Linked DNA regions of Homo sapiens: region 2 is linked to region 1. A link is an interaction called in ENCODE POLR2A ChIA-PET data of the cell type or tissue named here. Cell type or tissue: Panc1. All regions are shown on one strand.

The links. Peaks named below come from ENCODE experiments on the same cell type or tissue, not always from the same donor. Only the 100,000 strongest peaks of a DNase experiment are listed, where the experiment ranks them.
Region 2: POLR2A ChIA-PET joins it to region 1 with 6 read pairs; 4 of 35 experiments call an interaction of 5 or more read pairs at or near these places.

Annotation. Positions count from the first base shown.
Region 1 is chr17:48,959,500-48,963,499 of GRCh38, forward strand. GIP (gastric inhibitory polypeptide) reads right to left here. Exons shown (of 6, transcript NM_004123.3): 4 at 2,228-2,320; 5 at 1,387-1,488. Among named protein-coding and RNA genes, the nearest start is that of GIP, 7.1 kb to the right of the region's middle. In Panc1, no CTCF peak of the experiment used is centred here; no DNase peak of the experiment used is centred here; H3K4me3 peaks cover 965 bases; H3K27ac peaks cover 2,080 bases.
Region 2 is chr17:48,861,254-48,865,253 of GRCh38, forward strand. It overlaps CALCOCO2 (calcium binding and coiled-coil domain 2), which reads left to right. Exons shown (of 13, transcript NM_005831.5): 12 at 1,023-1,051; 13 at 1,585-3,992. The coding sequence ends at 1,752. Among named protein-coding and RNA genes, the nearest start is that of ATP5MC1, 30 kb to the right of the region's middle. In Panc1, no CTCF peak of the experiment used is centred here; no DNase peak of the experiment used is centred here.

The DNA of each region.
Region 1 (4,000 bases):
CTGCATCATGAGGGTCCTGTCTCACCCTTTAGGTGGACAGGTGTCTTCATAATATTTAGTGCCTCGATTCTGGGACATAAGGAATGGACTGAAGAATTTTCTAGCTGATGAGGGGGATTCAAGAGACCATTGAAGCCAGCAGTGGCCACAGAGGAAGGAAACATGCCTCTAACTATGTAGTTTCCCATCACCAGGAAGGTGCCATGGCCCAAGGGTACAGAGGGAAAGCTGAGAACAGGATGGGCTCAGCTCTGTGTGTAGGGACAGGCAGGACACAGGATGGGCTCAGCTCGGTGGGTAGGGACAGGCGGGACACAGGATGGGCTCAGCTCGGTGGGTAGGGACAGGCAGGCCACAGGATGGGCTCAGCTCTGTGTGTAGGGACAGGCAGGCCACAGGATGGGCTCAGCTCGGTGGGTAGGGACAGGCAGGCCACAGGATGGGCTCAGCTCGGTGGGTAGGGACAGGCGGGACACAGGATGGGCTCAGCTCGGTGGGTAGGGACAGGCAGGCCACAGGATGGGCTCAGCTCGGTGGGTAGGGACAGGCGGGCCACAGGATGGGCTCAGCTCTGTGTGTAGGGACAGGCGGGACACAGGATGGGCTCAGCTCGGTGGGTAGGGACAGGCGGGACACAGGATGGGCTCAGCTCGGTGGGTAGGGACAGGCAGGCCACAGGATGGGCTCAGCTCGGTGGGTAGGGACAGGCGGGACATAGGATGGGCTCAGCTCTGTGTGTAGGGACAGGCAGGCCACAGGATGGGCTCAGCTCGGTGGGTAGGGACAGGCGGGACACAGGATGGGCTCAGCTCTGTGTGTAGGGACAGGCGGGACACAGGATGGGCTCAGCTCGGTGGGTAGGGACAGGCGGGACACAGGATGGGCTCAGCTCTGTGTGTAGGGACAGGCAGGCCACAGGATGGGCTCAGCTCTGTGTGTAGGGACAGGCGGGACACAGGATGGGCTCAGCTCGGTGGGTAGGGACAGGCGGGGCATAGGATGGGCTCTGGGTGGGTAGAGACAGGCAGGTAGGGATAGGCAGGGGAGAGCATCACCTCGCCTGGAAGAGTGAGGAAGAAGAACAAATAGTAATCAGAGCTACTAACCTTGCTGAGCTCTTATTACTCCTCAAAGATGGCCCTCAGGTCTCCACTTGAATTGTCTTTTTTTTCTTTTGTTTTTTTTCTTTGTATTTTTCCACTTGCATTCTCTTACTTAAAGCTGACAACAATCCTGTGAAATGATTCTATACCTCTGATTTTAGTGAAAACACTGAGGTTCAGAAAGGCTATGTAATCAGCCAGCATGTGGAGGGGCAAAGATCTGAATCCATGTCTGATGCCCAAGCTCAAGTTAGAACCGCTGTGCAACACCACACTCCCCTACCTGAGCCTGCAGAGGTTTGTCTGATCCAGCAAGCAGGCCAACAGCTCTTGAATCAGCAAGTCCCGCAGCAAATCTTCATCGCTGGGGTTCTTGGCTGGGGAGCTGCAAGGGAACAGTCTCTGGCTAACTATTTTAGCCTGAGCTTCGCCCAGAGAGGGTAAACACAGGGTTGGGGACACCACTGAGGGGCAGCCGCGGATGGGGGGAGGGAGCCGACACAGCTATCTCTCCGTTGGCTCAGCTCTGAGATCTGGAGCCTCCTTTCTGCCAGCCCCACCCAGCGCTGCCTGCCTGGGGAATATGGACTCTTCATACAGGGAGAGTCAAACAGAATTCTGGTATGAGATATTCTGCCCATCCACCTCTGCCAGTGTTCCAGAATGCAGAGAGTACTTTGGGCACATTCACTCTTTGAAATGACCTGTGCCATTCAGAGAGGGGATAACTGATTTCAGGGGAGTGGGCCTGGGAAGATCCCCCGCTCTTTCACAAACAGTCTTCCCGAGGTTTGGCAGGGAGAGGTGGTGAGGCCAGGACCTGAGGTCTCTTCTTTCCTGCCCTTCTCCTGACTCAGTGACTGTGCTGTGCATGCAGTCATCAATATTAGAAACCCTGTCCCTGAAACCCCTCCTAGCACCCCTCCCGTTTCTCCAAGGCTTCTTCCTTAAGCTTGGGCTGACCTCCAGGAGTTTGCTCAATGAAGACCCCTCTTTGAACTCTGAGAGGAAGAGGATGCTTATCTCAGGTCCTTGCTCTGCTCTGGGGTCAGGGAGAGGGAACAAAGAGGTGGGGGCGGGGCAGGAGGCTTGGCTCCCTCCCTTCCCTCTGCGCCCTGACTCACCTCTGTGGCTCCACTGCCTCCTCCTCCTTCCTATTAGCTTGACTGGCCAGCTCCAGCGCCCGAGCCTCCCTCTGGGTGATGTTGTGTTTCCAGCTGGGAAGATAAAGATTAGAGAGTGGGCAAGCTGCGGAGACTCCAGTCTAGGGACACTTGAATCTTTTAATATCTGAACCCCAAAAGCAGAGGGTACCTTTTTCCACTCAACCCCACCTAACAGTGGTCTTCAGCTGCCTCCACCAGTGAACAGCTTTTCAGAATCTACCGTGCTGACCAGAGAGGGCGGGGAAAGAGACTTGGCATAGAGCAGGGAGAAGGACGAGGACAGTTAATCTTCTCTTCATTTTTTTTGGTGTGTGTGTGAGAGACAGGGTCTGGCTGTATTGCCCAGGCTGGAGTGCAGGGGCACCATCTCAGCTCACTGCAACCTCTGCCTCCCAGGCTGAAGCCATCTTCCCATCTCAGCCTCCCGAGTAGCTGAAACTACAGGCAGGCATCACCACACCCAGCTGATTTTTGTACTTTTTGTTTGCCATGTTGCCCAGGCTGTTCTCGAATGAACTCGTGAGCTCAAACAATCCACCTACCTGGGCCTCCCAAAGTGCTGGGATTACAGGTGTGAGCCACCATGAACAGCCAATCCTATTTTCTTTCCTTTTTCTTTGAGACGGAGTCTCGCTCTGTTGCCAGGCTGGGGTGCAGTGGTGCAATCTCAGCTCACTGCAACGTCCGCCTCCAGGGTTCAAGCAATTCTCATGCCTCAGCCTCCCGAGTAGCTGGAATTACAGGCACGTGCCACCACACCCAGCTAATCTTTGTATTTTTAGTAGAGACGGGATTTCACCATGTTGGCCAGGAGGGCCTCAAGCTCCTGACCTCGTGATTTGCCCGCCTCAGCCTCCCAAAGTGCTGGGATTACAGGTGTGAGCTACTGGGCCTGGCCCTAGCCAATCCTGTTTTCAAAGTCTAAAGTGGCCACCGCCAAGCAAGCAGTCATTAGAAGGAGCTCGTCTCTCCCTTGCTTCATCCTCAGACCCCTGGGGATCCTCTCTGAGCTCCCATACATCTTCTGACTCCTCCCCTTTGAAGTAAAGGATTAGGGCCAACACAGTGGCTCACACTTGTAATCCCAGCACTTTGGGAGGCCGAGGAGGGCAGATCACGAGGTCAGGAGATCGAGACCATCCAGGCCAACACGGTGAAGCCCCGTCTCTACTAAAAAAATGCAAAAAAATTATCCGTGCATGGTGGCGGGCACCTGTAGTCCCAGCTACTCAGGAGGCTGAGGCAGGAGAATGACGTGAACCCGGGAGGCGGAGCTTGCAGTGAGCCAAGATTGTGCCACTGCACTCCAGCCTGGGTGACAGAGCAAAAAAAATCCGTCTCAAAAAAAAAGAAGTAAAGGATTAGGGAATAGCCCTGGTCCCTACCCCTAGCCTAGACTGGTGCCCAAGTCAGGGTCCTGGCCAGAGCTACCATGTCTGACTCCCCATCCTTGCCTGGTGAAAGGTGCCACCCAGGCTGGGTGTGGTGGCTCACACCTGTAATCCCAGCACTTTGGGAGGCCAAGGCAGGTGGATCACCTGAGGTCAGGAGTTCGAGACCTGCCTGACCAACATGGAACCCCGTCTCTACTAAAAATACAAAATTAGGCCAGGCGCAGTGGCTTATGCCTGTAATCCCAGCACTTTGGGAGGCTGAGGTGGGCGGATCACGAGGTCAGGAGTTTGAGAACCAGACTGGTCAACATGGTGAAACCCTGTCTCTACTGAAAAA
Region 2 (4,000 bases), 98 kb before region 1:
ACCTCCGTCTCCTGGGCTCAACCGATCCTCTCACCTCAGTGCAACCTCCGCCTCCTGGGCTCACCTGATCCTCTCACCTCAGCCTACCAAGTAGCAGAGACTAAGGCGCCAGCCACCACACCCAGCTAATTTTTGTATTTTATGTAGAGATGGGGTTTTGCCATGTTGCCCAGGCCGGTTTCGAACTCCTGAGCTTAAGCAGTCCACCCACCTCAGCCTCCCAAAGTGCTGGGATATGTGAGCCATCGTACCTGACTGTGGATACAGTCTTAAAACCTATTCTCAGATAGTCATTAAATTGTTACTGTTTTTATTAAAATCTCATTTTCCCCAATCTGAAAATAGCTTTGTTGTTTTTTTCTGACTGTATAACATATATATATATGTATATATATATATGTGTGTGTGTATATATATATATATAAAGCCTGTGTGTGTGTGTGTGTGTGTGTGAAATGAAAATACAATTTTCATTTGTAATTTTATTTTGAAATAATGAAAATACAATTTCAGGCTGGGTGTCGTGGCTCACTCCTGTAATCCCAGCACTTTGAGAGGCCGAGGCAGGCGGATCACTTGAGGTCAGGAGTTTGAGACCAGCCTGGCCAACATGGAGAAACCCTGTCTCTACTAAAACTACCAAAAATTAGCCAGGCATGGTGGTAGGCACCTGTAATCCCAGCTACTCAGGAGGCTGAGGCAGGAGAATTGCTTGAACCCAGGAGACAGAGGCTGCAGTGAGCTGAGATCACACTAGTGCACTCCAGCCTAGGCGACAAAGCGAGACTCTGTCTCAAAAAAAAAAAAAAAATACGATTTCATTATTTATGTTTTCTTTTCACCTTATCATTGACCTAGATCCCCTCTATCAGAAGTAACGGTATATATATGAGAGAGAAAGAATCAGAGGCATTGAGGAGAAAGGGAACAATGAAAGTTACAGGAAATATCTGCCAGAACACAGTTGGAGAAGCTAGGGATGGTATTTTCTCATTGAATGAGATCTTTTTTATTCTTTTCAGGTATCCAAGAAAGTTCTTCCCCCAGCCCGGTAAGTATTTGATTCATGAGAATATTCCCACAAAGCACTTGAAAATTTCCCTTCCTGCTCCAGTTCATGGGAGAACCATAGGGAGACAGGTTCATTTTGATAACTCCAGAAGTCAGCTGGATCAGTTTGTTTTGGGCCCAAGGCTGAGCCAGCCTGTTGTGGAAGGGAGATGAAAGCACAGTTCATCCATCAGCATTTTGCTTAGGATCTATACCTTTGAATTATTTGGTAGCATAAGTAGGGAGGAGATCTGAACCAGGCAGCTAGCCAAACAAGTTCTGTCCAATGCCCCTTCAAGGCTAGAAGCTATGTTGGCTATTTCAGCAATATTAGGCCATTTCAATTCTGGGGTTAGACGAAGCCTGGTAAGCATCTTCAAATGTGCATTCTCTTCATTCATTCACTATTTCTTGAGTGCCTAACCATGTGCCAGTCATTATGCTAGGCACTGAGGATACAGTGGAAGACAGGATGGCCACATCTGTGCCACATATAGCTTACATTTGTACTGACCTCTTTGCTCTTCCTCCCAGCTCTCCATCAAGAAATGCCCTATCTGCAAAGCAGATGATATTTGTGATCACACCTTGGAGCAACAGCAGATGCAGCCCCTTTGTTTCAATTGTCCAATTTGTGACAAGATCTTCCCAGCTACAGAGAAGCAGATCTTTGAAGACCACGTGTTCTGCCACTCTCTCTGAGTATCCCAACCTCTTGGATGTATACAGAGATTTTATAGAATAGAACCTATAGCTTCTACCATGAGTTATATGAGTCAAGATCCTGCCTAACCTGAAATTATTAGGGATTTACTCAGCCCTGCTGCCGCTAACAGTGGAGTTATGTCACTGATCTGAAGGTCACTGTTAAGGGCTTCTGCTGCCATCCTTGTGGGTTGCTACCTTTAAGTCGCATAACTCTAGCTGTATCATCCTCTCACCTGTCATTCTTCTGAGGGTCTCAGTACAAGGGCCCTGGGATGGAGCCAACCTGGGTATTCACAACAGGCCTGACTTGATACTAAGTGATTAGTTTTCCAAGTTGTCCCACTGCCATTCAAAGTCAGCCCTTGAGTGTATTTGTTCTCAGTCCTAACCCTGGGGCCAGAGATTGGTCCGAGGTTGAGAATTCCTTCCTCCTCATCCTTGGTGTTGCTTTCTCCAAATGATTGTTTTAGACTAGCCAAAAATGCCGTGGCAAAGAGCTCAGAAATCCAATTTGGATACCAAAGGTTTCTCATGTTAATTTCTCAGCCCCCAAAGAAGCATCTTACTCCTGAACCTTAGACAGGAAGTATTGTTTCAGTCACAGAAAGCTTTTCTGGGTACCTCTGGTTAGCACTTTCTACTCTCTGATATTTCCTATGTACATAGCTTTTATTGTTGTAAATCCTTTCTTAATGGTTAAATAGGATTGTTAGCAACTATGGGTTTGCAGTTTTCTGAGTAGGTGAGTTTTGAATATGGGTAAATCAGAATAATGAGACAACTTGTTAATCTCTTTAATACTAAAAATAAATTACTCTTCTATTTCAGGGACTTAGGTAATTTAAAATAAACCTTCAATTTATGGTCTTCTGTTTTGAAGCTCATGGGAAAATTGTGATCAAAAGGGCTATGGGAAGGGCAGACCCCGCCAATGATTTCTCTTCACCTGTCTTAAGATTAAATAAAAAAGAGTGTCCTGGCAGTTATCTTGAGGTGGGGAAGGAGGTGATGAAACATTAGTTTGTGAAATCCAAGGCCCTGGCTTGCTTTCTTTCTTTTTTTTTTTTTTTTTTTGAAACAGTCTCTCTCTGTCACCCAGGCTGGCGTGCAATGGCGCAGTTGACTCACTACAGCCTCTGCCTCCCAGGTTCAAGCGATTCTCATGCCTTAGCCTCCCAAGTAGCTGGGATTACAGGTGTGTGCCGCAATGCCCAGCTAATTTTTGTGTTTTTAGTAGAGACAGGGTTTCACTATGTTGGCCAGGCTGGTCTCGAACTCCTGGCCTCACGTGATCTGTCCACTTCAGCCGTCCAAAGTGCTGGGATTACAAGCGTGAGCCACTGTGCTGGGCCCGAGGCCCTGACTTCTTGCTGTAACTTTCCATGCATTTTTTTTAAAAGGAGCAGTGTGGATTTTCGCACCCTTTGTGAACTAAGTTCAATGCGCTCTATCCAAATTTGCCTAATTGAACTATAAGAAAGTAATAATTCCATTTTCTATCCCCTCAGGGACTGAACAAATGGAAATAACTCCCAGGCAGTATCAGGTGGTCACTACAGAGACTTCCACAAAAACTTTTGAATGATGTGAAACACGATGTCATGAATAAGGGTTGAGCCAACTATAGCTCTGTGTTCCTACTGGGCTTTCCCTAATGTGGTTGGGAGTTATGCCCTAGACTAACTGTATTGTCCTAGTCACAGCTCCTTGCTTTGATTTCATCCTTGATAAAATGAAGATGAAACTTACACTACTTCTCCAAGCCTTTTGCTGTCTTAAGAATAAGACCTGAGATTAACACTAACCCTAGAATAGAAATGTAATAGGGAGATGGTAATAAAGGAGTTTTTCTGGCACATACCCTCCCTACAGAATTTCTGTTGCTCCCCAGATCCAGTGAAGAATTGCAGTTTCATTTATTTTGTACCAGTCAGCTCTTAATTAAGTACATGAATGGAGAGGAACAGTGGTGCACATAATCCAAATCAGTGAATACCATTTTCTGGTGAATTACCCACCCCTTTGCCCCTGCTACCCCGAGGGTTACCATGATTGTCAACAGCAGCAGGAGCCCTTCCACAGGGCTTGGTAAAAAAACCAGTTGAGGTGTTAATGACCCTTTTTGCTGGGTGTAAAACAAAGCATCTTTAACCACTGTTCATTATCCCCAGCTGCTCTTACCAAGGCTTTGAAGGGGGAAATTATGCTCTAGGCAGCCACTAGTAGTAAACAATAGTTCTTT